2 separate regions of the Homo sapiens genome follow, and region 1 is linked to region 2. A link is a loop called in an ENCODE intact Hi-C map of the cell type or tissue named here. Cell type or tissue: dorsolateral prefrontal cortex. All regions are shown on one strand. Each heading gives the region's core, and the rest is flanking DNA. Links, peaks and the distances in the headings are about the cores only. Region 1 has its middle 86 kb from the start of LINC02123. Region 2 overlaps ADCY2 (adenylate cyclase 2).

Region 1 (16,119 bases), core at 4,712-12,711, 480 kb after region 2:
ATGTATTGGCATCATGTTATTAAGTTATGGTTTTCATACTCTCCCCTCCAGGTGCAGCTGTGACCTTCCATGCATTCCTAACATTATTCATTTGTTAATGTAGGAGAAAGCCTAATACCTGGTCTGAATGCCAAAACATGACTCTCACCTTTAAGCTCATTCCACCTTCTACAAAGAAACAGTCTCTTTAAAGTCATCGGGCACCCAAGCAAAGATAAGGAAGTGATAAGTTGAAGGTGGGAGCCTGTGTTCAAAAATGGACTCCCGTAACTGTGCTGCCATAACAGCAGCAACAACAATAATTATCCTCTCACAGTTTTTGTCTTTTTCTTGATTACCTTTGTTAGTGTGTGTCCATTTTACAGTATTTTCAAAACACTAGATTTTGGTTTTAAATATTTCTGTTTTCTACTCCTGTTCTTTGTATGTTACTCATTCTGTTTACATCATTTCTTTCCTTCTATCATCTTTGGATTTAATTTGCTGTGCTTTTTCTTATTTCTTCAGTGGGAATGTTGAAGGGAGGTCCCCCGATCCGAGTCACGGCACCAAATTTCATGCGTGTCCGTGTGAAGAGACCACCAAACAGGCTTTGTGTGAGCAATAAAGCTTTTAATCACCTGGGTGCAGGTGGGCTGAGTCCGAAAAGAGAGTCAGCAAAGGGAGATAAGGGTGGGGCCATTTTATAGGATTTGGGTAGGTAAAGGAAAATTACAGTCAAAGGGGGTTTGTTCTCTGGCAGGCAGGAGTGGGGGTCGCAAGGTGCTCAGTGGGGGTGTTTTTGAGCCAGGATGAGCCAGGAAAAGGACTTTCACAAGGTAATGTCATCAGTTAAGGCAAGGACCGGCCATTTACACTTCTTTTGTGGTGGAATGTCATCAGTTAAGGTGGGGCAGGGCATATTCACTTCTTTTGTGATTCTTCAGTTACTTCCGGCCATCTGGGAGTATACGTGCAAGTCACAGGGGATGTGATGGCTTGGCTTGGGCTCAGAGGCCTGACATTCCTGCCTTCTTATATTAATAAGAAAAATAAAACAAAATAGTGTTGAAGTGTTAGGGTGGCGAAAATTTTTGGGGGGTGGTATGGAGAGAGAATGGGCGATGTTTCTCAGGGCTGCTTCGAGCGGGATTAGGGGCGGCGTGGGAACCTAGAGTGGGAGAGATTAAGCTGAAGGGAGGTCTTGTGGTAAGGGGTGATATTGTGGGACTGTTAGAAGAAACATTTGTCATATAGAATGATTGGTGATGGCCTAGATACGGTTTTGGATGAATTGAGAAACTACATGGAATAACAGAAGGAGAAAAACAGGTATAAAAGGTCTAAGAATTGGGACAACTCAGGATATCTGATTAGAGAGTGCCTAAGGAGATTCAGCATAGTCCTTTTAGCAAAGATTATTTATTTACTTCAAGAGTTAAGAGTGGCAGTTTGGGGATAGCACCAGGAGATATCAGCTGTGATGGCTTGGAAAAACAGTGTAAACCGGCAGTGTAAACAAGAGCAGGGCATGTATGAGTAGTTGAGAATGGTGATTAGGAGTATGACTAGACAGAAGATAGGAGGGATGACAAGTTTTTTGGGGCACAGTCTAAGTTGGTCTGGTGTCTGGAATGAGACTGGGGCCTAATAAAAAGGAGCATCTATACAGGAGCTTAAATGGGCTGTACCCTGTAGCATTCTGAGGACAGGCCTGACTTCTGAGAAGGGAAAGTGGTAAAAGTATTGTCCAGTCCTTTTTAAGTTGGTGGCTGAGCTTGGGGAGGTGTGTTTTTAAAAGACCTTTAGTCCGTTCTACTTTTCCTGAAGGCGGAGGACCGTAAGGGATATAAAGGTTTCACTGAATACTAAGAGCCTGAAAAACTGCTTGGCTGATTTGACTAATGAAGGCTGGTCTGTTATCAGACTGTATAGAGGTGGGAAGGCTAAACTGAGGAATTATGTCTGACAGAAGGGAAGAAATGACTGTGGTGACCTTCTCAGACCCTGTAGGAAAGGCCTGTACCTATCCAGTGGAAGTGTCTACCTAGACTAAGAGGTATTTTAGCTATCTGACTCAGGGCATGTTGAGTAAAGCTAATTTGCCAGTCCTGGGTGGGGGCAAATCTACAAGCTTGATGTGTAGGGAAGGCAGGGGGCCTGAATAATCCCTGAGGAGTAGTGGAATAGCAGATGGAACACAGAGAAGTTATTTCCTTGAGGATAGATTTCCATGATGGAAAGGAAATGAGAGGTTCTAAGAGGCGAGCTAGTGGCTTGTACTATAGTATAACCTGCCTTTGCTGGTGTGTGGCGATTAGGCCTGGTGGAACCGCCATCAATAAATCAAGCGTGATCAGGGTGAGGAACAGGAAGGAAGGAAATTTGGGGAAATGGGGTGAATATCAGGTGGATCAGAGAGATACAGTCATGGGGGTCAGGTGTGGTATCAGGAATAATGTGGGAGGCCAGATTGAAGTCTGGGCCAGGAACAACGGTAATTGTGGGAGACTCAACAAAGAGTGAGTACAGCTGAAGGAGCCGGGGAGCAGAAAGTATATGCATCAGGTATGAGGAAGAAAATAGATTTTGGAAGTTATGAGAACTGTAGAGAGTGAGTTGAGCATAGTTTGTGATTTTGAGGGCCTCTAAAATATTAAAGCAGCGGCAGCTGCTGCATGCAGACATGAGGGCTAGGCTAAAACAGTAAGGTCAAGTTGTTTGGACAGAAAGGCTACAGGGCGCGGTCCTGACTCTTGTGTAAGAATTCTGACCGCACTAACCATGCCTAGGAAGGAAAGAAGTTGTTTTGTAGAAGGTGTTTGGGTTTGAGAGATCAGTCGTACACGATTGGCAGGGAGAGCACGTGTGTTTTTACGAGAATTATGCCGAGATAGGTAACAGATGAAGAAGAAATTTGGGCTTGATTGAAGTAATGGGGGCTGTCTGTGAAGCTTGGCGGCAGTACAGCCTAGGTAATTTGCTGAGCTTGATGGGTGTCAGGGTCAGTCCAAGTGAAAGCAAAGAGAGGCTGGGATGAAGGGTGCAAAGGAATAGTAAAGAAAGCATGTTTGAGATCTAGAACAGAATAATGGGTTGTAGAGGCAGGTATTAAGGATAGGAGAGTATATGGGTTTGGCACCACGGGGTGGATAGGCAAAACAATTTGGTTGATAAGGCGCAGATCCTGAACTTAACTTGTAAGGCTTGTCTGGTTTTAAGACAGGTAAAATGGGGGAATTGTAAGGAGAGTTTGTAGGCTTTAAAAGACCATGCTGTAGCAGGCAAGTGATAACAGGCTTTAATCTTTTTAAAGCGTGCTGTGGGATGGGATATTGGCGTTGAGTGGGGTAAGGGTGATTAGGTTTTAATGAGATGGTAAGGGGTGCATGATCGGTTGCCAAGGAGGGAGTAGAGGTGTCTTATACTTGTGGGTTAAGGTGGGGGGATACAAGAGGAGGACGCAAAGGAGGCTTTGGATTGGGAAGAAGGGCGGCAATGAGATGCAGCTGTAGTCCAGGAATAGTCAGGGAAGCAGATAATTTAGTTAAAGTGTCTCGGCCTAATAAGGGAACTGGGCAGGTGGGGATAACTAAAAAGGAGTGCTTAAAAGAGTATTGTCTAAGTTGGCACAGAGTTGGGGAGTTTTAAGAGGTTTAGAAGCCTGGCCGTCAATACCCACAACAGTTATGGAGGCAAGGGAAACAGGCCCTTGAAAAGAAGGTAATGTGGAGTGGGTAGCCTCCGTATTGATTAAGAGGGGACGGGCTCACCTTCCACTGTGAGAGTTACCTGAAGCTCGGCGTCCGTGATGGTCTACGGGGCTTCCGAGGCCATCGGGCAGTGTCAGTCTTCAGCCGCTAAGCCGAGAAGATCTGTGAAGGAGTCAGTCAGAGAGCCTTGGGCCAGAGTTCCAGGGGCTCTGGGAGTGGCTTCCAGGTGAGTTGAACAGTCTGATTTTCAGTGGGGTCCCACACAGATGGGACGCGGCTTAGGAGGAATCCTGGGCTGCGGGCATTCCTTGGCCCAGTGGCCAGATTTCCAGCACATGTAGCAAGCTCCTGTGGGAGGAGGTTCTGGAGGAACGCCTGGCCGCTGCGGTTCAGGCGTTTGGAAGTTCTTGTGTGCTGGAGATGTGGCTGGGGTTTGTCTCACAGTGGAGGCAAGGAATTGCAACTTTTTTCTATAATTGTACACCTTGAAGGTGAGGTTAATTAGATCCTGTTGTGGGGTTTGAGGGCCGGAATTTAATTTTTGGAGTTTTATTTAATGTCGGGAGCAGATTGGGTAATAAAATGTGTTTTGAGAATAAGACGGCCTTTTGACTTTTTAGGGTCTAGGGCTGTAAAGTGTCTCATGGTTGCTGCCAAACAAGTCATGAACTGGGCTGGATTTTTATATTTGATGAAAAAGAGCCTAAACACTATCTGATTTGGGATGAAGAAAAAGGAGCATTAAATTTGACTATGCCTTTGGCTCCAGCCACCTTTTTAAGAGTAAATGCTGGGCAGGTGGGGGAGGGCTAGTCATGGAAAGAAACTGTAAGCCCGACCAGGTGTGAGGAGGGGAGGTGATAAAAAGATTATAGGGTGGAGGAGCGGAGGCTGAGGAAGAATTGGGACCTAGCTCGGCCTGGCGAGGAGGGAAGAGGTCAGATGGGTCTGTAGAAAAGGAAGATTAGAAAGACTCAGCGACGCTTGGGGTTGGGACTGAGGGGACAGGCGGGAGGGAAAGAAGGAAGATTTGGGAAGAGTTGCACTGGGCACAGAGACTAGGAAGGGACTGATGTGTAAAAGAATGCCTGGATGTCAGGCACCTCAGACCATTTGCCTATTTTACAACAAGAATTATTTAGATCTTGCAGGATGGAAAAATTCAAAGTGCCATTTTCTGGCTATTTGGAACTACTGTTGAGTTTGTATTGGGGTCAAGTGGCATTGCAGAAGAAAATAAGGCCTGTAGGTTTTAGGTCACGTGTGAGTTGAAGAGGTTTTAAGTTTTTGTGAACACAGGCCAAGGGAGTAGAAGGAGGAATGGAGGGTGGAAGGTTGCCTATAGTGAAGGAAGCAAGCCTAGAGAAAAGAGAGAGTAGAGAAACAGAGGGGAGGGGTTCGGGGGTTCTTACCTTCCAGAAAAGTGGGAAAAGGGGTTGGGGTGCAGAGATAAGAGGTCAGGGCATGGAAATAAGGGATTGGGGCACAGAGATAAGAGGTTGGGGTGTGGAAATAAGGGATTGGGGCACAGAGATAAGAGGTTGGTGCGTGGAAATAAGGGATTGGGGGTTATTGCCTGGTAGAAAAGCGGGACTTGCCGCTAAGGGTGAAGGAGAAGGGGTTGAGGGGTACTTGCCCCTCTCCCAGAAAAGCAAAGAAGGGGTAGAGACAAGGAGAGAAGGGGTTGTGGTACTTGCCCCTTCCCCAGAAAAGCGGGACTTGCCGCTAAGGGTGAAGGACCAAGGCAGGCATCCCTGCGTGGTCTGACACCCTTGAAACATGGGTGTATAATCAGAGAGGCGTCCCTGCAATGATTAAACACCAAGGGGAGGCTGCCTTCCCAGTCCGTGACCGGCGCCGGAGTTTTGGGCCCACGGATAAAACGTGTCTCCTTTGTCTCTCCCAGAAAATTAAAGGAATTGAAATTAAGAGAAGGGAGAGATTGAAGAGTGGAAAGGAGAAAGTGGTTGAGGGACAGTGAGAGAGGTTGGAGAAGAGAGTAAGAAGAGGCCGCTTATCTGATTTAAAATTGGTGAGATGTTCCTTGGGCTGGTTGGTCTGAGGACCTGAGGTCATAGGTGGATCTTTCTCACGGAGCAAAGAACAGGAGTACAGGGGATTGATCTCCCAAGGGAGGTCCCCCGATCTGAGTCACGGCACCAAATTTCACACATATCCATGTGAAGAGACCACCAAACAGGCTTTGTGTGAGCAATAAAGCTTTTAATCACCTGGGTGCAGGTGGGCTGAGTCCAAAAAGAGAGTCAGCGAAGGGAGATAAGGGTGGGGCCATTTTATAGGATTTGGGTAGGTAAAGAAAAATTACAGTCAAAGGGGGTTTGTTCTCTGGCAGGCAGGAGTGGGGGTCGCAAGGTGCTCAGTGGGGATGATTTTTGAGCCAGGATGAGCCAGGAAAAGGACTTTCACAAGGTAATGTCATCAGTTAAGGCAAGGACTGGCCATTTACACTTCTTTTGTGGTGGAATGTCATCAGTTAAGGTGGGGCAGGGCATGTTCACTTCTTTTGTGATTCTTCAGTTACTTCCGGCCATCTGGGAGTATACATGCAAGTCACAGGGGATGCGATGGCTTGGCTTGGGCTCAGAGGCCTGACACATTGATTTACAGCCTTTCTTGTTTCATAATCTTGCAATATTTAAGTCTTTAAATTTCCCTCTAACCATGCCTTTAATTTCAAGCCACATTTTGGTATGTACTGGCTTACTGTCATTCAGTTTAAAATGCTTCTTTAACCTTCTATTGTAATTTTGGTGGGGACATTAGATATTTAGAAGTATAGTGCTTAATTTCCAACTGTGAAGATACCCTAGTTATCTTTTTTGTTATATTTAATTTAACTTCAATGGCATTAAATAACATGGTTCTAGATTATTTCACTTAAGTCTGAAAACATGAATTCAATCCTTAAAAATTTACTAATGCTTCCTTTATGGCTCAGCGTATGCACAGTTTTGGCAAATTGTTTGCATGCACATGAAAAGGTTATATTCTAAAGTTGTTGAGTAAAAGTCTATATACATTGTCTTCAGATCAAATTTGTTAATCTTGTTCAAAATTTTAATATTATGTTAATTTTTTCTGCTTATTTGGGTGTGTTAAAAGCATTTTTCTTCTTATTCTATCAGGCATTTTGCTTATCTTTTTAGTTCTGGTAAATTTTGCTTATGTTTTCGAGATATAAGCCTATACAATTCTTATGTATTCTTAATTTTTGAACTTTTATTATTGTGAAATATCTCCCTTTATTTCTAGTAAGGCTTGTTGTTTTAAAGTCCATTGTGTTTCACGAGTGGAGCTACACCATCTTGCTGTATGTGAACCGTATCTTTTTTCATCATTTTTCTGAGTTTCTTTTGTTGTGTTTCTATAAATTGCATTTAATTGGCATGCTTTTTTTCTAATGTGTGTATCATATTTTCAAGTTGTAACTTTCATGCGCGTCCGTGTGAAGAGACCATCAAACAGGTTTTGTGTGAGCAATAAAGCTTTTAATCACCTGGGTGCAGGCAGGCTGAGTCCGAAAAGAGTCAGCGAAGGGAGATAGGGGTGGGGCCATTTTATAGGATGTGAGTAGATAAAGGAAAATTATAGTCAAAGGGGGTTGTTCTCTGGCAGGCAGAGTGGGGGTCACAAGGTGCTCAGTAGGGGAGCTTTTGAGCCAGGATGAGCCAGGAGAAGGAATTTCACAAGACAATGTCATCAGTTAAGGCAGGAACAGGCCATTTTCACTTCTTTTGTGGTGGAATGTCATCAGTTAAGGCAGGAACCGGCCATCTGGATGTGTACGTGCAGGTCACAGGGGATATGATGGCTTAGCTTGGGCTCAGAGGCCTGACAGTAACATGTACCACAACTTCATTCTTTTTTACTGTCAAATATTTCATTTTATTTATCCATTCATCAGTTGATTACTATTATTACTATTTGCATAATATATATTTTCCATGATTTTGCTTTCATCCTATTTGTATACTTGAATTAAAATATGGCTACCCTAGACAGCATTAATAGGATCTTACTTTTTTTATCCAATCTGACATAATCCCTGCCTTTTGATTTGCTTATTTTATCCATTCACATTTAATGTTATTATTAATATTGTTGGATTTATGTCTGCCATTTTACATTTTGTTTTCTATACATCGTCTTTTTTTTTCTCTAGTTTACCCTTACTACCGTCTTTTGAATTAAGTGACTATTTTAAGGCAATAATGTAATTCTTTTGACAATCTTTTCACTATATTTTTTGAGTTAATTTCTTCCTGGTTGTTCTAGGGATGATAATATGCATATTAACTTGTCAAAATTAACTTCAGATTTATACTAAATTAATTGTAAGAAAATACATAAATGCTATTTATATGCCTATTTCTTTTCTTTTTCTGTGTTATTACTATTATGTCTATTATATCTATAGGTGTTACAATTGTGACAGAACACTATTACAGCTCCTGCTGCATAATTTTATGTCTTTTAAAGAAGGTTAGGGAAGAAAAAAAGAGAAAAGCTGTACTTAAAGAGTTGTTAAATAAATGAGTCAAAGACAGCTCTTGTATGTTGGCCCTGTTGTGTTTACTTCATCATGGCAGCCTGAGACGTTTAGTGGAAAATTTCTTTTACACAGGTTTTAATTATAGCCCAAGGAAGCAAAAATGTGGGCATTTAGAGCCTTCCTTTTCTGAATAACCCACAAAACTATGCCCAACACCTACTTGTAATAGGTAAAGTAAGCCTTGGGCAATAAAAACCCCAAACCACTGCTGCCTTGGATTTCTCTGACCCGGAGACCCTCCCTCTCATCATCCTGCTGAGCAATAGCCTCTAGATAAGTGAGCACTCTCCCCGGTTCCCCCACTCCTGCAGGAATCCCTGTGTACCCCTCCCCTCCTGGGCTGTGGCTCCCTGGCATTGTCTTTAGAAGGTCTCAGGCTCTGAGGAATTTTCCTCTCCCAGGCAATCCTCTCAAAGCAGCACTGAAATAAAGCTTGTTGTGCTTTACTGCCACCTCGTGTTCATATATTTTTCCTTGCTAGGCCCCAAATCCCTCAAACTCTCTGCAAGAGTTTTCGTGTTAGACTTCGTATTTACCTTTGTGGCTTTCTCCATTGTTTTCTTTCGATTTCAAGTTACCATTTGGTATCATTTCTTCACCCCAATATAGCTTTGGTCCCAAACACATCCTTGATCAAATATATTTCTATAGGTTATAAGCCCACTAATACAATTACATAAATGTTAGTTTATAGTATTGCTTTTTTATGTTAGTTAAGAGAAGAAAGGAGAAAAAATATGCAATCATGCCACCTTTTATAAGTACATGATGGCCTTTGCTGATGATCTGTGTTTTTATGTTGAGGGGAGGGATTTGAATTGCTAAGGTTACTTACTTTCAGTCTGAAGCTCAAATGCCGTAGAATCTCACTGTCCTTGGTGAGAATTAATAGATTTTCTTGAATAAGTGTTCCTTCATTTGTTACATGCCCTTAGGACAATTCCCAAGGGCATTCCAAAGATATATATATATGTGTATATATATATATGTATATATATATATGTATATATATATGTATATATACACATATATATATACATATATATATATACACATATATATATATACATATATATATATACACACACACACACACACACACACACACATATTATATATAAAACTATACATATCAAAATTTTAACCAGTGGTGGTTGGTTGTTTCTACAGGTCTCTTTACACTGCCATTCCAGAAGTCATTCTCTCATCTTTGTCTAATTTTAAAGTTAGTCTTGTTGTTTTTTTTTACCTGATAAACCCTTTGCACCTAAGTGCGGTGTTCATTGCATTTGTCCTCTGTGAGGTTCATGTATTCCTTTTCTGCTTTTTCCTCCCTGGGCTTTGCATCCACTGTCTCTCCATCTTCAGCCTAGATAATTTATAATTTGTCTTCAAGTTCACTAATTCTCTCCTCAACTAAATCTACTCTTGCTTTAACATTATCTGTTGAGTTCTTTTTAGTCATTCTATTTTTTAACTTTAGAATTTTCATTTTTTTGTATTTCCAAATTAATTCTGTTTTGTTTTTAAAAATTCATTTGTTAACACTGTGATTTTAACATCTGCATGTAGCTAAATTAACTGGATTTCTTTTTTTTTCTATTTTCTCTCTTTGTCCCTTGGTTTTCATTAATTTTGTTTTTTGGATATCTGATTTTCTGCGATTGAGTGTCACATAATTTTTTTTATTAGTTGTATAGACAATTTTAAGCTTTAGATTATCTTATATTTCTCCAAAGCATTTTGCAACTGGCAGGCAACTAGGTGAGTATCATTATCAGTCTCAGAACACTTAACCCCAACTAAATACTGGTATGAAAAAAATGTGAGCTTCAGTCCACACAAGAGCTGACCTTTTCCCATTTAATCCTTGATCCCACACGGCGAACCTCAAGACCCTAAGCCAAAGCTAGTGTGTTTTCTGGGACTTCTTGGTAGTCTTACCCCTCTTGTGTTGTGTCTTTTCATGGGTCTTGGGCCTGAAATTTCTCTGTACTTGGTAGCTCTTCAGTGCCTTCAGACAGATTTTTGTTTTGTTTTGTTCAATTTTCCCTTTTTCTTTTCCAGTGGGAGAATTAGTCCAAAACTCTTTCTGGTGTGCCATTACTAAAAATTAAACTTCATAAGTGTTTTTGGTGATCACCACTTAAATATATCTTAAGTCCACAGGGATAATACTAAAGTATAACTCATTAAGTATTTTTAGTAAGGTATTATTTAATGAATTCTAGGCATAGTATTTTCAGATTAAATAAATATAGGACTAGAGCCTAAAATTCTAAAGATATTGATATCTCACATTTCTCCTAGATAACCACTCCCTAATAGGTTACTTATACTTTTGTTAAAAGTACTTTTAAGAATCTGCAAAGTGCCAATTCAAAATTTACCACTGTAGTATACTTGGAATACAGATAAATTCTTTGTAGATACCTCAAGATTTTATAGCATGAAGAAATTATTTTGTCTGGAAACTTCATGATTATTTGTTCCTAATCAGAGGCATTAACTTTATAAATTACATGAACAGTTCTCATCAGTCTGGTAAGCGTACATTACAAATGCAGATATCTGCTCTGCAGAAATGAACTCTGTTATGTGAGTGCAGATAACAAAGAATCATAACCTGGTAGGACAGCATATCAGCAATGACTTATCCAAAGGACAAAATACAGGAATTAAGTGAGCACCAAGCCAAACACATCAGGAGCAATAATGCGTGTGAATGCCTGGTGACATTGAAGAAGTGACACATTTTTTGATGAGCTGAATGAAGACCTATGTGGAAGGTACCCAGAGGGAAAGTAATAAGATCTGAGGCTGCAGATGTGTGCAGAGAGTAGATCATCCAGTACTTGTAGGCCATGCTGAAATCCTTGGCTGATACCACACAACAGCCGTGAGTGAAATATTTGTGTGATTTAAGCAGAGAGATAACATCCCATTTTCATAGGAAAATAATTCTTCTGGTTTTGGTGGGGAGATTTAAATTGGAAGAGAAGCAATAATCATAGGTTATTAACTGCTCTGAAAGACAAAGTGAGAGTAGTATATTCTGTGATTACAGGATATAAAATCCATGCAGATGGAAAAAAACCATTTTGGATATTGTAGTCATACATAAAATTTAGAAACTTTGAAGGTCTTGGTCAGAATACCTCCGTTTTAGGAAACAAGGCTGTTTTAAGGAATTACGGTGGTATATATTGGAGATTGTCAATATTTACACATTAAGATCAAAGGCCACAGAAATAAAACATTGTTAAACCTGAATCAATGTTACAGTTGAAGGAATTTTAACTTTGGTTTTCTACTTCATTTTCATTTTGAGTGTTGTGCTGGATGGGGGCGTGGTCCCCCAACATCTGCTTGGCAAGAGTCCTTCAAGAAGCAATTTTCTCTCAGCCACAGCTTGATAGGCTGCCTATCTTCCTTTTTAGAAATCTACCCTTTGGCATCATATTATTAACTGCCCTCCACTACCACTGGTAGGAATCAGGATAGATTGAACAGGTGAAGAATTCCTAGTAGTTGTGAGCACTCAAGAACAGCACGTGTTGTTAAGTTTCATGTCATTGCAGAGAAGTGAAAAACCCTCTCTAGAAACAGACAAAGTGTAATTCCTAATGACATTTTGAGCCAGATAATTCTTGGTCATGGGGGCTTTCCTGTGCATTGCCCGATGGTTAGCAGCATCCAGAATCCCAGCCTCTAGGTTCAGCAGCACCCTTCTAGTTGTGGCAACCAAAACTGTCTTCAGTCACAGCCAAATGCCCCCCCTTAGATCAAAACTGTCCCTCTCATTTAGATTTCAGAGTTAGGGTTTTACTGTTTTGTTTTGATTATTATGATTGTTATTGAAAATTTTTATAATGGAGACTATTAGTTTTGTGTTTAATTATTTTAAATATACGATTAACTTCCTCCAATCAACAATTTCAGTTTTGGAACTTGAATGGAGGAATATTTGTTTCCATCATAGCAAAAATGAAACTTTCCAAAATAAGAAATTGGTTAAACAAATGTGCTATGTACTTAGGAAAAATTTCAAAATATCTATTACAAATATATAAGAAAAAGACCAATTTACATAGAAAAATACTCCTGATACATTGCAAAGTGAGTGAAAAAAAGCTTGAAAGCAACATGTAGAGTGTGATATTAAACTATATATGTATCTATATTTGTATACACTGCAAAGATACATAGCGCACTATTGAGATGGCATTTTATATAATTTTTGTCATTTTTATTTCCTTTGAGCATCTCTGCGTTCTTTATCTTTATGCTTTAGAAGCGTATTACATTGGCAGTGGCAAAAAAAGTAAACCACAAATGCTGTTCCATAAAATGATCACATGTGCAGAACTTTGTGTATTTTGTATTTAATATCTACTTACTTCTGAAATAGTATGACTGAAATCAGCATTATATTCCTACAAATCACAACAAACCTGCACACACCTCAAAGGATTTTCATTTTGAGAAAGACATGCGTCAACCTAATCACCCAATAACTCAGAACTACTAATTTAAAGTAACTAATTCTTAGCTTTTGTATTATGAGACTAACAAATTTCCATGTGATTAAGAGAAAAAAAAACACAGTTATTAAATTGACTAGGAAAAAAAAAACCCTGCTATGGTTCCCTCCCTGACTATAAAGGCAACAGATAATTACGAAGAAAATCACATTAAAATACAGAGAGAAAATGGACAAGTTTTAACAGTACTATTTCCTGAAAATGGAACTTTGCAATATATATTATTTTTCTGCTTTGATAATGTTGCTTGAACATTTACAAAGGAAGTTCAATAACAATGACATAATGGACTATTTGCTACTAAGAAAATAGAGATACAATGATATCTCCAAAACAATATAACTAGAGAGTATTTGAACTATTTGCAGGCTGTTATCATTTTACACCATCCAAGTTGCATCAAAAGATGAATTATTGTTTAATAGCTCTATGCTATTACAATATATGACTAATATGCTAACTCTAGTGACCATAAAATTTATCGTTAATAATTAAAACCTTCTTAGAATTCTGAAGTTCATTTTAGAATTATTTGAATAGTGCTAACCTTAAAAACATGTCCAAAGAAGTATATTTGTTCTCTTTCAATGTATTCCAAAGAATATCCAATAGAGACTTAGTATAATTCTGCTGTCCTTAGACATTTTCTCAAAGTACCATAAAGAAAAACACTAAAGGTTGGTACTATGATTTAAATGTCTGTTTCCTCCAAAATTCATATTAAAGTTTAATTGCCTTTGTAACAGTACTGAGAGGCAGGATTGGTGGGAATGTAAATTAGTGCAACAATTGTGGAAAAGAGTATGGAAATTTCTCAAAAAACTAAAAATAGAACTACCATACAATCCAGCAATCCCACTAACTAGGTATTTATCCAGAGGAAAGGAAATCAGTATGTCAAAGGGATATCTGTACTCCCATGTTTATTGAAGCACTACTCACAATAGTCAACATATAGAATCAACCTACATTTTCATCAACAGATGAATAAAGAAAATGTGGCATATACACACAGTGGAACCTAGCATTCTACTTCATTTCAATTAAAAATTTCAAAATTCACCTATCCAACAAATCCAACACTTACTATTCTATCATCAAAAATAATAGAATCCTGTTATTTGAGGCAACATGGATTAGTCTGGAGGACATTATATTGAGAGAAATAACTCGGGCACAGAAAGATAAATATCACATGTTCTTAGTCAACTGTAGGAGCTAGAAAAAGTAAAGAGTAGAATGGTTGTTAGTAGAGGCTGAGAAGTGCATGGGAGGAAGGGAGAATAAGGAAAGGTTTGTTAATGAACACAAAATTACAGCTAAATATGAGAAATATGTTCCAGTGTCCTACAGCACTGTAGGATGAATATAGTTAATAATAATTTATAGTATTTTTTAAAAAAAGTAGAAGAGAGTGTTTTGAATATTCTCAATGTAAAGAAATGATAAATGTCTGAGGTCTAATTATTCTGATTTGACCATTACACATTTGTATACATGTAGTGAAATATCACTCTGTATCCCATAAATATACACAACTATTGTGTGTCAACTAAAAATAAAAGAAAATTTTAAAAGGAGGTGAGACCTTTAAGAAGTTAAGTCATAAGGGATCTGCCCTTACAGGTGGAATTAATACCATTATTAAATAACAAATTTGGCTTCCTCTTGCTCTCTCACTCTTGTGCTTTTCACTATGTGATGACACAGCAAGAAAGCCCTCACCAGATGCCAGCACTTGATGCTGAACTTCCCAGCCTCTAGAACTGTGAACCAATACATGTCTGCTCATTATAAATCACCCTATCCTCTGATAGCAGCACAAAACAGACTATGACAGTTGATAGTTAGAAGGGATCATCTAATTAATCTGTTCAACTCGGGTATTAGGAAAATAAATGCAAATGTAAGACAGGAGTGTATTTTAGTTTTATATTAAAACAATTTCCATGTTTACTCAGGGATTAGAATAGTGTGGCTGGTTATGTCTTCCATCATGATTAAACGAAAAACATATATATTAATAGCATATAAATATATCTTAAAGACATTTATGTAATTGGAATCCCAGAAAAGAGACTAGAGAGAATGGAGTGGAAGCAGTATTTGAAGACAGAAGGAAATAAATTATGAAAAACTATTAAAAGGACTTTATATATTAAAAATGAATACCAAAAAAATACCCTCACTGAGGTGCATTATAGACAAACATAAAAAAATTGAGAGAAAACCTTAAAAGGAGAAAAAAACAACATCACTCTCAAGGAAACAACAATCAGAGTGATAGATGAATTTTCAACAGAAACTGGAAGTTGGGAAGCATCATTAAAACTTATGAAAGGCATCTACACTTCTCTACCTTGAGAAAATGTCCTTAGATATGAAAGTAAAATAAAGACATTATCAGATTAATAAAAGCTGAGAGACATTGTCACTGGCAGGCCAACACTCTAAATAATAATAAAGAAAATCCTACAACCTGAAAGAAACACAGAATCTCAGAAAGGAATGAAGAGCGTTGGAAAATGTCCATATGTGTCTCTATAAGAGAAAATGTCTCCTCATGTCCCCTTGTAATTTTTTATAGTCCTTATTATTAACTACTAATTTATTTTTGTTGTCACCAAAGAATGTATTTTGTATGACTTGGATTTTTAAAAATCTATTAAGTCTTGTTTTCTGGTCAAGAATATGGTCTATCCTGGCAAATGTTCATGTTTAACTGAGAAGAATGTACGTTCTATTGTTATTGTTCTGTAAATATAAATTAAGTCTACTTGGTTCATAGTGGTGTTCAAAACTATCCTAAGAATACATAAAAAATCTACATATTCCTATATTTACATTGCTTCTATAATTTTAAAAAAATGCTTAGAAAGAAAGCTATAGGCACAGATGGCTTCCCTGCGCATTCTAACAGACACTTAAGGAATAAATCATACCAATTTTAAATAAAAATTTTCAGAAAACAGAAAAATATAAACCATTTCCCATTTTCTTTCTAAATGCAAGATTAATTTTCTTACCAAAATCTGACAAGAATATTACAAGTCAAGAAGATTCTAGACCAATGTCTTATTAACAGATGCAAAAATTCTTAATAAAATATTAGCAAATCAAAGCCTAGGCTATATTAAAAGGATGATATTCTGTCACCCAGTAGAGTTTATTTCATGAACAGGAGGTTGATTTCACATTTGAAATCCAGTCAATGTAATTCACCCCATGGATAGATAAGGCAGAATACTCATATATTCATCATCTCAACAGATATAGAAAAAGAAGTTGATAAAATTCAGTACGCAACCAT
Region 2 (16,119 bases), core at 3,691-11,690:
ATCCTAGCCAGGCACTGTGGCTCACGCCTGTAATCCCAGCACTTTGGGAGGCTGAGATGGGCAGATCATGAGGTCAGGAGTTTGAGACTATCCTGGCCAACATGGTGAAACCCTGTCTCTACTAAAAAGACAAAAATAAGCTGGGTGTGGTGGCGGGTGCCTGTAATCCCAGCTACTAAGGAGGCTGAAGCAGGAAAACTGCTTGAACCCGGGAGGCAGAGGTTGCAGTGAGCTGAGATTGCACTACTGTACTCCAGCCTGAGTGACAGAGCAAGACTGTGTCTCAGAAAAAAAAAAAAAAAAAAAAGGAAAATCCTATCATAGAATTGATGATGGGGACAACGAGCAGTGGGGTGTGGTAGGAAAAACGTGGGATGAATCCCAATGTTCTTAATCCAGTACATGCAGATCTTCCTCAGAAAAACAAAATGTTCATACATGCTCCACCAAAAATATCAGCCAGCTTCTCTTCCTTCCCTCTCTCTTTCCTTTTTTTTTTCTTCCCTTGTTTTGATCCACTTGCAATGGAAACAACTGGTAGTCTCTCAAATTAAGTTAAATCTAAATTTTTCACTCTAAAATTAATTCTTCATAATTTAACTTAATCATTATAAAAGTAGACTTCATTTACAGTTTCATTAGTTTCCATTTTAACAATAAGATGAGACACTTGAAGAGAAGTAGAAGCTCATATTAAGTGAACTTAATAAAATGAAAAAAAAAATCCAGAAAAGTTATAAAGATATCAGAGTGGCTGAGAAGCAAACTTTTATTATTAGAAAAACGAAATCCATCTTAAAAATCTTGCTTGGAAAATATAGTGGTTTCATGTTTCATATAAACATGTACTTTTGTGTATTTGCCTAAAGGAACATCTACTTTGGCATTTTAATTAGCTGAGGACCGTCATTCTGAATGGCAGGAATAAGCCGGAGCAATAATTACTTGTAACATTTAATGTCACAAAGACTGTGATGTGTACTTTGATTATTTAATTGTCCTTTAATTTCCCATAGGAAGACTTCTTTATGCCAATCAATCATATTTTACAAAATCAACCTGTTTCTTCTTTTCGCCCTGGGTGAGCCACATCCCTGCACTGTTGCTCCACTGGGTACCACATTGCATCATTTTTGCTGACATGCTTGTCTCTGGCCAAATGCAGAGGTGGTTGAGGACAGTGACCATATCGCACTTGTCTCTGTTTTCCCAGAGGCCAGTATAGTGTTTGTTAAATGGTAGGAACTCGTCAAATACGTGTTGATTCTGTTTACTATTTTTAATGATGGACTCAAAGGGAAATTACCAGGGCACAGAAACAAAGAGAGAGCTCAGTGATAAAGGAACTGAGGCTGTGGGGTGGGTCCAGGAGTGTCCTGGATCAGGACTCAGGCTATGGCACTTAGGGGGTGAGCTTTTAACACCCATAGGGAAAAGAAGATATTTCCTTGGGCCAGCCAAACGTGGACAGCTGCAACTAAGACTCTTGAATAAAATCCAGAGCCTCAAACTGCTATACTTTCTGTACAAAGAAGTCTAGAAGAGCCCCATTCACTAGCTCAGGGAAGTGTCAATAAGCTTCCAAGGATCAATCCAAACCCTAAAGTGTTGGGTTTGAAATCACATTACCTGATTCATAATAAGAATTCCAAATTGAAGGGTTGTTAATTAGGTCAAAACCAGAGAAAATCCTTGGGGCTATGGCAGAAGCAAGAATGACACTGCTGGTAAATGATACTTTAGACTACAGTGTGCAGGGATGTCCCATCTGGGGGCTGGGGCAGTTCCTCCTGAACATAACCTCACAATAAAAACCAAATTATAAAGTACCTAAGGCAATGGACCATATGAGGAAGAATCAAAAGACATTAGAGGTAGTCGAATTAGCACCACGAGATCTGCAGATACGACAACAACCTGAAATAGCTTCTAAATTAAGATTAAAGTAACAAAAGAGGGATTATAATCCATATGAATGAGTGAGTTGTTAAGGAAAAATAACAAGTATTTTTTAAAATGAGCCACATAAACTTTCTAGAGATGAAAATGTAGATATTGAAATTAAAAACTAAATGGTTATTGAGGAACTGGATGAACTGCCCGTGAATGGGAGAGGCTATGAAACATCTCAGGAAATAAACCACAAAATAGCACAGAAAGATAAAGAAGTGGAAAATAGGAAAAAGAGACTGAGACACAGAGGATATGATGAAGAGATTCAACATACCTCTGATAAAAGTTTGAAAAAAGCAGAACAGAAAGACCAGGGAAGAGACAAAACACAAGGAGATATTGGACAATGACGTTGCAGACCTAGAGCGGATTATGAGGTCTGTGGTAGAGAATACACAGCTGAGTCTCAAAAATAAAAGTCAGGCTGCACTTTGACACCTGGAATCTACTGCCCATGATACAAAGAGCAAATCCTACAAAAACTCCCACCGAGACAAGGGACCAAGTGTCTACAACAGTTAGATGGACAGGAGAGTTAATCTCATTCCCACAGAGGCCAGGAAATTATGGAATCCTGTTTTTAGAATGTTAGAAAAAATTATAAATAATCACAATGGGGAAAAGATAAAGACTTTTTAAAATACAAAATCTGAGTGGGTATATTATATACAAACCCTCATGGGAAGGATTATAAAAGGAAGCATTTTAGTAATATGGAAACTGAGTCCAGAAAGGTGGAATGGTATTTGGAAAAAATAGTAAACAAATACATTGTTTAACAAAAACAGGAATAAACATTGAATAATTTGAGCAGTTTAAGTTTAGAAAAATTTAAACCATGCTAGTATGGAAGATGAGAAAAATTACCAGACTCAGAGCATGGTCCCTGTATTGTTCAACAAGAAAGTGGAGATATTATTAATAATATACTTTGTTAATCATGTGTACATGTTACGGTTTTAAGGTAATAACTGAAAAAACAAACTAGAGTATATAAGTTCCAAGTCACTAGAGAGAATAAAAGAGAATAAACTCCAGGAGTCCAAAAGAAGGCAGAAAAGAAGGAAAAACAAGTAGAAGCAAAAAGATACAAATTGGGTTTTAAAAGATTTTAGTAATAATTATAATACAGGTAAATGGATCACACTTGTCAAATAAGAGAGAGAGATGTTTGGATCAGAGAAAAGGACATAGAGCTACATGCTGTTCACCAGAGACACACCTAAAACCTATATCCTTTTCATTGACAAGGAAAAGCTGAAAGTAGAAAGATGGAACAAGGAACACCAGGCAAATACTAACCAAAAATAAAATATGGTGGAGGGATATTGACAGGAAAGAAAACAGACTTCAAGGGAAAAACACTGCTGTGGGGTAGAAAGCTTTTCTATTAGCTGTGTGACCTACTTTCCCTTTCCCGAGGCGACCTCTCTATTTGCGCTTTTATCTCTGCCTGGAAGAACGTTGGTGGGCTGGCATCGTATTATCTCTGCTATTGAAAGCACAAGGTAACAACACTGAGAGAAAAATTTCTTCTGATATTTTCTGGCATTTTCATTTGCCGTATCCAGCATATGCGTTCTAAAGGTGTTTTGGGGGTTGGTTTGTTTGGTGGAATTTTTGGTTAGAGTCACTCTCTTGTATTTATCATAGAAAGGTAAGTCTGCCTCAGGTAGTTTAGAAAGTTAAATCTGACTGTGAATGTGCACTTATTACTATTACTGCTACAATGACAACTAGTACTATTTTTAATTGCTAATTGTAATGAAAATGTGAACTTGAATCTCTTATTCTAGTCTTAGCTTCTGCCTAGATAAAATGGATTATTTTCATTATCAAATAAAATAATGTCTGAAAATACTTTGAAGGACTATTATATGTATAAAACATTTTGTAAAGTATTATTATAATACTGAGTACTTTCTTACTAGATTACTTTAATCTAAACACAATTATAAATTAACTTAAAAAAATTATCAAATGTCTTTTAAGATGAATTTACACTTTGCCCAGAACCTAGTTTTAAATAAATGGGACCAACAGCTGAAAAACATACTTTAGGAAACTAGAGTAGAGAAGAATAAGAATAGGTACTATGTGAAGTTACCATGACTTACCAATGTGATTTTGATCAATGGGTGCTGAGTAGTCACAAGGCAACTTTGGTGCCATGCTGGTCCATGTCCATGAACATGGGCATCCCTGCCTAGTGCTGGGCACCGTCTGCCTGTGACTCACCCCACACACAGCCTGGCACCCTCTGCAACCTGCTTCTACTATAAGGTTCCAAGGCTTGATTCCAATTCTGGTTCCAACACCTACTTGCTATATACCACTGGGAAGGCAAGTTATGTAGCATCTGTGAGCCCCGGTTCTATTAAACTGTCAAATGGATATTACCTCCAAGGGCCCTTGTGACCATAAATGAGCCAGTAGAAGCTAAGTGCCTAGCAGAGTAAGTAGGTATTTTTAATATAACATTTACTACTTATAAACTATGATGAGGCTGGAATCAGAACCACTCATTGGGATCTTGCCCATCATAAATAGTTTGGATTTATTCCAAAGGTTCTTACCCAAGGATAGGAAGCCTTTGCAGACCTCATAGTCATTGCATTCCTGATTCTACTCCAAAGCCTCCATTTGCATCCTCAAGAAGCCTGATTACAGCTTCTTCAGCATTTTGTGTGTGTGTGTGTGTGTGTGTGTGTGTGTGTGTGTGTGTGTGTTGGAGGGTGGGGGGAAATGTTTATTTTAAATAATTGGAAATAAAAACTCACTTAAGTGGATGGCACCTTTGGAGTCCTTGGTCCCTCATCCACAGAATTAGAGGCTGGATGAGGTTATCTCTAGGTTCCCTCTCACCTCTTGAGTTTTAAATTCTGAAATGCTAAATAGCATCCGATGTAGAAAGCATTTCAGAGTCAAGGAATCATGGTGAATGTGAGCAAGAAATTTCAATGCAGTGTGACGAAGGCCACCGACTTACCATCCCTTCTCTCACCCACACATTCCTTTACACATAGAACCCGCCCTCCTGCTAAGCCATCTGGAGAAGGTCCCCTAGGGCACATATTTCTCTGCCTGAGAATAGCTGGCAATGGTGAGATGAAGGGGCTGCTATATGGGCCTAGGAAGGCACCTGAGGCAGAGGTGTCTAAGGAGATCCAACAAGTGAGAACATCAGGATGCCAGGCCCAGATGCAGAGGCTGGGAACCCGCCAGAATGCGGAGCAGGATGCCATGACTGTGAGCTGGATTCAGAGCTTCAAGTTCGGAAGGAGTCCAGTTGGGGTGAGAATGGGGGTGGAATGTTTTCTGAGCAGTGGTACCAGGAAACCGCACTTGGGTGCAACCCAACATTCCTTCAAGCAGATTGATATTAAATATTTATCTTGTGTTTTTCAAGTGCCTGAAGTAGTACAATGAACAAAATAGGGCTACAGTGAACTCACTGAAGATCTTTCCATCCACAAGAATAAAAGTAATAACGCAAAATGGGAATCCCGGCCAGCCAGCATGAGAGGAGTTGGTGGTGCAAAGGCGGGCTCTTCAGAGTTGGATTATGAAAGTTAGATGATAATTTCCAACAGAGGAGACAGCTGGAGGCACGTCAGAGTCAAGGAATCATGGCATATGTGAACAAGGCATTTTGACGCAGCGTGATGAAGGCCACTGACTCACATTCCTTCTCTCATCCACGTGATCATTGACACATAGAGTCTGTCCCCATGCTGGGACATTTGGAGAAGGTTCTGCAGGGGACACCTAACTCGGCTTGAGAAAGGTTGGCCTCCATGAGATGAGGGAGTGCTAACCAGAGCCGGATGAGAGGAGAAAGTAAGAAAGGACCCCATAAAAATGCTACAGTACAAGGAACTCTATATATTCAAGGGGAAACAGAAACAATTTAGAGGTCTCAGTGAGATCTTATATGATGGAGGCTAAGCTACGTGACACAGATTGTCAGTCCCACGGTGTAAAAAGAAGGGCTTGGTGCAGTTTCAAGGTATCTTGGAAGGTGCCCGGTGGCTGGGCCCACCCACGTGCACAAGAACTGAGACCTGGGCAATGTGGGGGTAGCAGGGAGCCAGCATGGGGCATGCCTCGGGTGGGAGTGAAGGGGCCGATGGAGGCGAGGGCTGGGCTTCTCACAGAAATAATGATCACAGAAAAGAAATGCCTGCCATGTGTTTGAGAACATGTCACTGAACAAATACCTGTACGATTTTTCTATCAACAGGAAAAAATCTGCAATTCATCATCACCATTTTTTTTGCCTATTTTGATATTTTTCTACCTTTTTATCAAGGCCAGTTGTAAAACAAGCAATCAATTTGATTTATTGGCATTACGCTTTCTGTGCAACAGAGAATGACAGAGGCAAAGCTCTTGGAAGAAAACATTAGCCAGGCTGACCTCTCTTCAGCTTCCTTTATGAAGTATTACATTTTATGTTATTTCTTCATACGGAGAACTGAAAGCTGGTATTAGAGCACAAATACTGTCTTTGGCATCGAAGTTTTCAGAAAGTTACCATACGTTAATAGAAGGCAAGTTTCGGGTATTGAGTACTCTTTAATAAACTCAGTATTTAATTCATAATAAATGCAAATCATTATAAAACCTTACACAACTGGGAAGCTATTAAGAAGCCAGGGAATGAGCACTTAGGAAGTGACAATGTTTCTCCACGACCACTGCGGAATATTTGTGATGAGCAGTTTTTGACTGAATTTGGATGGCAGAGTGCAGAGTGCACTTAAGCCTTCTTAAATTGGCTGTACACCAATATATTTGATGTTGCAAATTAAAAAATCCTTAAAGAATGATTTAAACAGTAAAAAAGGACCTATTATTAAAGTGAAAAGAATTCCTTCTTGATTTTTTTCATGGATTACATCCAAGGAGGAGGAATTGCAGCTGGCCACTAGAGGGAGCCTCATTCACGGATCTTATGGAATCAAGTTTAGGAGGACCAAGTGTCGCCACGTCTAGGCTTCCTGGGCACTTTGACACCATCCAGGCTTCTTGTGAGGAGGAGGTAAGCACCAATGCATTTGTAGCATTGAAATCTTCCCTTTGTGATACCACGGAGTCAAAAAGAACTTTCTAGCATGTGGCCTGTGGAGGCCAGGGTCCTGGGAAGCTCCAGGGACGGGAGGGCAGGAGGAGCTGTGGGTGTCACCTTGACAGCTTACCGGGGCCTCAGGCTGGCCACAGGAGGAGCTATGAGAGGGGCAGCAGGGCGTGGGATTCCAGCGAGGCTGAAAGGGAGGCACCAGAGAGGAACAATGCTTTCCCACAGACGCAGCAGAGTTGTTCCTGAGATATTTTTTTCTGCCCCCAGCTCTATGTTTCTTTAATATAACAACTTAGAGAGTAGAATGAAAAAAAGTCAGCCTGATACCCTAAATATACCACATGCCCCCATATCCAAGACCAGATTCCCTGGGATAGAAAATGATAAATATGGCTAGTTAGTCACAATGATCTGAACTGACTTAATTAGAACTAGGTTGGGATTTCCAATGGAACCACCAATGATGGTTCCTGTTTTGGAAACCTGAGACATGGGCTTCAGGAGATTTGTGGGGGCAAGGAAGAGAGCAGGGGAGCCTGTGTGCCTTTCCACCTGAGGGATGATTCCGGGAACATAGAAAACCAGGCTTCTTTCTACAATAAGCGTTTTCAAACTTTGCCAAAGAGTTCCATCAGGGCCTTTCGGAGTGGATTCATATTAACCAAGGGTCTTCCCTCCTCTATACAACCCACAATGTCTTCAGGGGGTTTCAGAGAATCGAGATGCTATGTGTGCATTTGGGTAAAGCAGAAGCCACAGTCCCATTTTTGGAAGAGCTTTCAATACAATTTGAAACATCTAAACTATCAAACAGTAAACAAAATCCACACAAGTTTGCAAAGGTATAAGGCACAGAGGACAAAGTGCTTACAGTCGACTGCGGAAAGGCAGAGACAAGCTTTGGAATCTTAACCACCCTTGGCCAAAGCCTTTCAGCACATCAGACTGGAATGCAATGGACAGCGTGGGGGTCAGGACTGCCACTTTTCAGAGCTTTTGAAGGGAGGACGAGGATTCTAAGAGGCCACTATCGCGCTGTCCTGATGTTGTTGCTAGCAGTAGTAGTGTGTTTTATGAAAAGCAAAACAACATTGCAATAAAGCCACAGATGCAAACTATAAACGCATGCAGAATGAGAAAAAATTCTTTCATAGAAGCCACAATACTCCTGAGAGGTAACAGACAGGCCACAAACCTCAGGAGGCTTCCTTGGCGGTGTCATCTAAATGCGTTGTTACAGTCTAACCAGCAGAAGAAATCATAATTTTGACAATGTGAAAATATCTAGACTGTAGTCTGTAACTGCAGAACTCATATAAAATGCATCCATTGAAAAATATTTTAAAGAACATTTCTATTTATTTTTTATAATAGGTTATTAATTATCATGTAAAAATTTTTATTAAAAAAATCTCTGAAGCTTCTCTTGAGAATGCCCATGGGGGCAAGGAAGAGAGCTGCTGAGAAGCTCAGAGTGGCCTCTCTGTCCCAGGTCATCTCCATTGAACAAAACGAAACAGTGGCTTATCTTCAGGGCCTTCTATCCCATTGTTTGCATCCTTACGATGCTCTCATAGACTCATGGCCAGCTAGCAACACTTGCTTTAGACTTTCAATTTTAGGTTTAATCTGTATATCCAGAACTAGCATTTAAACCTGATTGGCTTAAATTAAACACTAATAAAAGATATTTTAACGTATGCTTTCTTCAACTACTCCAACATTTTATAGCTTGAAAGTGGATGTAGCAATGTATTAGGTTTACTTTTTTTTTTAAATTTTACTTTAAGTTCTGGGATACAGGTGCTGAATGTGCAGGTTTGTTACATAGGCATACATGTGCCATGGTGGTTTGCTGCACCTATGAACCCATCATCTAGGTTTTATGCCCCGCATGCATTAGGTATTTGTCCTAATGCTATCCCTCCCCTTTTCCCCCACCCTCCAACAGGCCCCAGTGTGTGATGTTCCCCTCCCTGTGTCCATGTGTCCTCATTGTTCAACTCCCACTTATGAGTGAGGACAGGCAGTGTTTGGTTTTCTGCTCCTGTGTTAGTTTTAATCCTCCTGTACACTGAAAGCCTCATATTATACTTGCATTTGCTGCTATAAATACTCTGAAAACTTAAAGGAAATGATAAAAATATATTGACACCAAATAAGCAAGAATGCAACTTCTGATGTGACATCGAACGTTTTGAATCATCTTCATATTCGTGTCTTGGTTGTGCATGAGGGGTCCCAGTCTATATTCCTGGTTATAGACCTGAAGGGTGTGTGTTTCCTTAACTGGGATCTGGAGTTCTTGAAGTGGTAAAGCAATAAGCTCCTTGTTTTGGAAAGTTTTAGGCAAGAAATCAGCTTTCATGAAATGAGCATACTTTTCAAAGAAGCGCCACATTTGAATACCTACCAGAAGCTGTCCAGCAAAGCAGACGAAGAGGATGAAGGCCAGCAAGAGAAACGCAGCCCCAAAGGAGATGCCCAGGACGGACGTTCTACCGGGAAACAAAAAGCAGCAAGTCAGGGTGGAGATCGTTTCTCTCATTCTGGAAAGCTACCAGTAATACTTTTGGGTTAACGAGGACTTTATTAAATGCAGACTGCAATCCTCACTAAATTTTTGAGAAATAAAAATGGAGCTAAAATGCCACATACATGTCCATAGAAAAGGGTCCACACAGCGATGGCCAATTAACTTATTCTGACTCAATAAAACTGCCTCAGAAGCATCAGTTCTTTATGAAGGATAAAGAATCTTTTTAAATGACTCGCCCATGTTCCTGGCAGTTTCATGTGGCACTTGGCCACATCCCCCATCTCGGTGGCCTCTTCACTGCCAGTGAGATCCTGGCAGCTGCCGCCTTAAGGACAGCCTCACCTTGATAGCCTGGAAGTCCTCAAGTTCCACCCTTGTTCCTGTTGACCCAGGAGACATTGAGTCCTCACCCTCCCCAATCTCATGAAACCAGATTCAACCTATTTTGTTCAACATAGATGCAGCAAAATGTGTAGCGAGGCTTTTTACATGCTTGAGTGAGCCAATGAACTCAAAAGCATCCCATGATCATGTGAAAAACATGCCTACTGAGTTGCAAATCCTGCTACTGACAGATTACAGGCTTACTTATAAGAATTGTATACATATCCGAAAGGTCCCTTAAATAATTAAATAATTCAAAGCCTTTTAAAACTTAGTTTAATCCAAGGATAGAAGTTTCAGAGGTATAAAAAGGACTGAAGCACAGTGAATCATCAAAGATGAAATGCAAATGGAACATCCAAGGAGAGGTTGGATGGTGTCTGAGACCAAAATGGAACCTCATGCCAATGAGGTTGGCTAGAGACAGTGAAGAAACAGAGGATTTGGCTAAGAAGAGGAGTAACATCCAGAAACAACGTATGGGATGGAAGAACCAGATATAAGCCAGCCACAAGCTGACATCCTCCTGCAGGTGCACTCCTGTGAGTCCCACAGAAAGAGAAACAAATTGAGCAGTTAGTGCCCTGAGTAAAGCTCCTGATGCTGTCATGATGAGAAGCCACCCTCAACTCTTTATCTCAGATACCTACTCCATTAAGAGGGATGACTACAGGGACACACATCAAACAACATCTACAAAAACTTGAGTTCAAACCAACAATTGGACCTGACCCAATCAATGACTTTCGGGCACTGAGTCATGTCCTAGACATGACTCACAATGCTTTCAAACACCTGGCCTGATAATAATACTTGTTCAGATTTTACAAGTGATGATAAGACTCTGCGGGAGGGTGTGTATATACCAAGTACACCTAGATTGTTGACTAGTCTCATGGGCCGGGCTCATGCTAGGCTGTTCTGACACAAAGATGAGTAAGATGTGATCCTGCAGCAGCGGGAGGAGTGCCAGCCCACATCTCAGAGCTATGGAGGGCGCTTGCCATTATCCTCATGACTAAAGGGGACCACAGTGATTCATCTGCTGAGCTTTGATTTGCTATCTTCTCTTCTGTTTTACGAAGGAGCTCTGACAGGTTTTTTTTTTTTTTTTGGGCACTATGCTCTCCTAGCTTTTTCTCGGTGTTAAGGTAATGCCAGATTCATAAGGCTGAGTTTAGAAACAACATTTCGTCTTTTTTTTTTAGGCCCCAAACTGTTTAAATACTGAATGAACGATATCTTCTTGGAGGTTTGATAAAACTCAAGTATAAAATTATCTGATGATGATGATGATAATAATGACGGTGATGGTAATGATGGTGATGATAACAGGTGATACAGTGATGGTGACAGGGATAGTGATGGTGATATTGATAGGGATGGTGATGGTGATGACGATGATGAGGATGGTGATGATGGTGATGGTAATGATGATTATGGGTGATGGTGATAGGGATGATGATGGTATGGTGACAGTGATAGGGATGGTGATGGTGATGGTGATGGTGATGATGATAGTGATGGTGATAGAGATGGTTATGGTGATGATGGTGACGGTGATGGTGATGATGATGATGATGATAATGAGGATGGTGATGGTGATGATGATGGTGATAATGATGGTGATGGTGATGATGGTGATGGTGATGGTGATAGGGATGGTGATGGTGATGGTGATAGGGATGGTGATGGGGATAATGGTGGTGGTGATGGTAGTGGTGTGGTGATGGTGGTGGTGGTGATGCTACATCCTAAAATCTATAGAGTATTCACTATGTGTCAAGTGCTATGTATATATGTACATATATAGTTCACTTTATCCTCACAATAATCCTATATAGTAGTTAGTATTATTACCTCATTTTGCCAGAGAAACTGATACACAGGGAAGTTGAGGAACTTGCCCAAGTTATACTTCTATAACTTCCCTAAAGTTATACCTCTATTAAGTGATGTTGTCTGGATTTATGTCTACCCAGTTGTATTCCTGATCCAGGTTCTGTTTTAGAAATAGACATGTCACATTTCTGCCATGTTTATTGGTTCTGTTTCTTGAGTCAATTTTGATGATTTTCCTAGAAAATTATCTATTTCATTTAGATTTTCAAATGTAAAATATTCTATATAATATTTTCTTATAATTTAAAAACTCTCCATATTTGTAATTTCTTATGCTTAATGCTATTTTCTTTAGATCAGATTTGTGAGGTTTTGCATGTTTTGTTGACCTTCTCAAGGAATAAGTGTTTGGTTTATTATTAAGGTCTGTTCTTTCTTTCTATATTAATTAGTTTCCGATTCAACTTTAAAAAATTTATTTCTTCTTCCTTAATTAAACTTATATACTTTATCTTGGATTGTCATTTGTTAGAAAATATTTTGTATTTTCTAATAAGTGCATTTAAGGACATAAATATTCTACTAGTTACTGCTTTTGCCAAATCCCACAGCCTTTAATTCATAGCTACTCATTATAACTCTTTTCTAAAAAGCCTATACTTTCAATTTCCATTTTCTTTTAATACTAAAAGTAACTCAGAAGTCTGAATTTTAAATTCCACAAGAATATTATTTTTGGTTGGTTCTTGTTATTTCTAATTTCATTTGATTTTATCAGAGATTGTGGCCTCTATTATTTCACTTTGACAATTTATTTTTCTTCTGGGATGTGATAAATATGCTCAACTTCTATGTCTTATGAATTTTTGAAAATTCTATGTGTTTTTTATGCTGGTAACAAAGTGTTTCTCTAAATATAACTATTGAAGGAACCTTATGAGTTAGTCAAATCCCTAATGGGCTGGCTTGCTTGATCTGTCAATGTTAGAATATATTAACATTTCCAACTAGGAGTGTAGGTTTGTCCATGTATTTGAACATTTTAACACTTTCTGCTTTATTTATTTCAAAGAGACTCTGAAGTGCATAAATATTTATGACTTAAAATTTTGTTGCCTGAATCATAATAAAAATCTTTTTTTTAAATGCTGAATACTTTTCATTTGAATTCTTTATTGTCAGGAATTTATATTATTGATATTTCCTTTATTCTATAAGCTGTTTCCTGGAATAGCTGTTCTATATCCTTTATTTCCAACCTTTCTCATTTTATTTCGGCTAGATCTCCTACACGTGGTGTAGATTTGGCCTTTGGTTTGTAGCCCCAATCTTTTAGCCTCTTTCCATGAATAAGACATTTTTATCCATTCACAAATATAAAATTTGTTAATATTTGACCAATTCTTTCTATCTTATTTTCTTAAAATGTTGGGTAGAATTCACACACAAATAATCTGGGTATGAAGTTTCCTTTGTGGGAAAAATTTTTAAAACAAATTCAATAAATAGATACATGCACAGTTAAATTTTCTATTTGTTTCAGCTTTTGGTAAATAGTCTTTTCAAGAAACTCATTTTATCTAAATTGTAAATCTGTTTGGCCTCAAGTAATTTATGGCATTTCATATATATCCTGTTAATATCTACAGAGTCTGTAGTGAGTCCTCTTTTTTCCCTTAAATTGTTAGTTTGGGTGCTTTGTGATTTTTCTCCCTGTTTTTCTTTCTTCATCAGTCTTGCTAGTGGTTTAGGAATTTTCAGTCTTTTTCAAAGAGCCATATTTTGGCTTTATTAATTTTCACTACTGATGGTTTTCTATTTTATTGATTTCTTCTTTTTAGTATTTATGCCTTTCTAATTGCTTGATTCTAAATTGCTCATCTTTTTCTGCTTCCTAAGATCGAAATTTGGACAATTGATTTTTAACTCTTTCCTCTTTTCTAATTTTAAAGCATTTTAAAGCTACAAATTCCCCCCTAAATTGCTGCTTTAATTGCAATCCCACACATTTTGATACATTACGTTTTGATATTTAAACATTTTTACATTTCGCTTGTATTTCATATTTGACTCCTGGGTTAGAAGCATATAGTTTAACACTAAAATATTTGGGGATATTTTAAAATATTCTATTGTTAATGATTTCTAATTTGATTTTAGTGTGGTTAGACGTCAGACTATATGATTTTTTTGTCCTCATATTTGTTTCTGTATTTTCAAATTTATGGAGATGCTTTTATGGCCTAGTATAAGTAATATCTTTGTAGGTTAATGTTCCATGTGCACTTTAAGTAAACAAGTATTTTTCAATTCAGTTTAGTGTTTTATGAAACATTAATTAGTTTTAGGAAGTTGATATTGTTGCTCAGACCTCCTATATATTCCTATTGGTATAATAATAATAACTAGAAAAGAGATACTAAATATCTAATTCTGACGTAGATTTGTCTCTTTTTTTCTTTGATTTTGTCAGATATGCATAAGATGCTTTTATGGTCTACTGTAGGTTAAGTGCTTTCATATCTGTCTTTTATAGATCCGTTATTAGGTATAAGCACATTTTATGATTTTACGCCTCCTGGTGAAATGACCTTTTTATCATTACTCACTATCTATATTTATCTCTGTTAATATTTCTTGCCTTCATAACTACTTTGTCTGATATTAATATATGTATAGTAGCCTCCTTGTGCTTATTGTTTACATCAGATACGTTTTCCATCCTTTCACTTTCAAGCTACCTAACTTGTATTTAAAGTGCATCTCTTGTAGAGAGTATATGGCTTGGTCATACTTTCCTTTGGAGTATTTAGTCCTTTCCCATTTATAATGTTTGAATTTAATCTTACCCTCTGGCTATCTATTGTTTATTTGCCCCATTGCTTTTATTTGTATAGTGTGGTCTGTCACATTTGTTGCTACTACTTCAAACGTACCATTTTACTATCTGTTTTATATTTGTCTCATTTATTTTTGTTTTTCTGTTCTTCCATTATTATTTTATTAATTAAATATTTAAAAGTATTTTTCATTTCCTCTTGGCTTTTTAGCTATCCTTATTTTATTTTTAGTGATTGCTCAAGGCTTAATACACGCTGTCCTAACTTATCATTAGTTATTTGGCATTAATATTGTGCCACTTCAAAAAATACATGACACAACAATTTAATCCCATTCTCATAAGAATTCTCAGTATATGTCACATGTCATTGTTTTTGCATCAGATCACCTGTTGTCTTTTAGAGACATGAAAAATAAATACATTGTCTTTTATACTCTCTCATAAAGTAAGCATGTCCAATACTTTCCATTCCTTCCTTAGATTCCTTTTTCCTTCTGACATAATTTCACTTTAGCTTGAGGAACTTCCATTAGCATATCTTGTAGGTTTGCTGGTGATGAATTCCCTCTTTTTTTACTTGCAGAATGTATTTCATCTCGACTTTGAAAAGGAATATTTGAGTTGAATGTTTAATTCAGGGTTCATCATGTTCCTATCAGTGGTTTAAAGATGTTCAAGTGTCTTTTGCTTTCCATCATTTCTGATAAGAAGGCAGCCATTTATTCTGTCATTGATCCCTTGTATGTAATGTCTTTTTTTGTGGGTGCATTTAATGTTTTTCTTTTTTCTGGTTTCCAGAAGTGTGACTATAATATGCCACATGTGGTTTCCTTCATATTTATCCTGCTTGATGTTCATAGAGATTCTTGCCTTTGGAGAGTGATGGATTTTAACAAATTTAGGAAAATTTGTCACTAAGTGTGTTGGTAATTTCTTGTTTGCTTTCAAGTATATTTCTATCCATCTCTTAGAGACTTCATTTCACAGACTCTTTGTCAAATGTCTCTAGCTAGTTTGGCCGATGAGAACTGGTGGGAGACTGGAAGGCAATGGAAAGAAAGAGATTGGGTATTTCTTTTACTCTCTACTTAGCAGCCATTTTCTGAATGGCCTGCAACTCCTGCCTTTTCTAAAATTCCAGATCCTTGTCAGACAACACCTTACCTTCGTCTAGCTCTAGCTTTGCATGGTTCTAGCATCTGCAAGAAAGCCCAGGAGCCTGGGTTTCTGCTAACAACACCTCTATCCTGTTTCCTTACAAGTCTAGAGGTGGTAGGAGGTTTCTTCTGTTGCTAATATCATGGCTAGTATACTATCCCCTATTTGGTTTATCAGCTTTTCTCTCATTCTGTAAATACTTCTTTATATTAAATTCCCTTTCGGAAATACCTAAGACAATTTGTTTTCTTTATTGGAGCCTAATCCATTAACTAGATAAAGCTTTCTCTGGGCACTATAATATCATTAATAGTTAGG

The links. A loop is a pair of places that touch in the nucleus more often than their neighbours do. Peaks named below come from ENCODE experiments on the same cell type or tissue, not always from the same donor. Only the 100,000 strongest peaks of a DNase experiment are listed, where the experiment ranks them.
Region 1: a loop joins it to region 2, with 7 times the contacts of the local background. A loop is called at or near these places in 26 of 110 quality-filtered maps.

The regions. Positions count from the first base shown.
Region 1 is chr5:7,253,768-7,269,886 of GRCh38, reverse strand. No RefSeq gene overlaps it. Among named protein-coding and RNA genes, the nearest start is that of LINC02123, 86 kb to the left of the region's middle. RefSeq lists enhancers at 726-1,577, 1,578-2,428, 5,776-6,543, 6,717-7,265, 7,266-7,814. In dorsolateral prefrontal cortex, for the core only: a CTCF peak has its summit at 8,730 (motif pointing left); no DNase peak of the experiment used is centred there.
Region 2 is chr5:7,737,083-7,753,201 of GRCh38, reverse strand. ADCY2 (adenylate cyclase 2) reads right to left here. Exons shown (of 25, transcript NM_020546.3): 15 at 9,450-9,534. Among named protein-coding and RNA genes, the nearest start is that of CFAP90, 110 kb to the left of the region's middle. In dorsolateral prefrontal cortex, for the core only: CTCF peaks have their summits at 6,678 and 6,880 (motif pointing right); a DNase peak (open chromatin) is centred at 6,901; H3K27ac peaks cover 4,501 bases.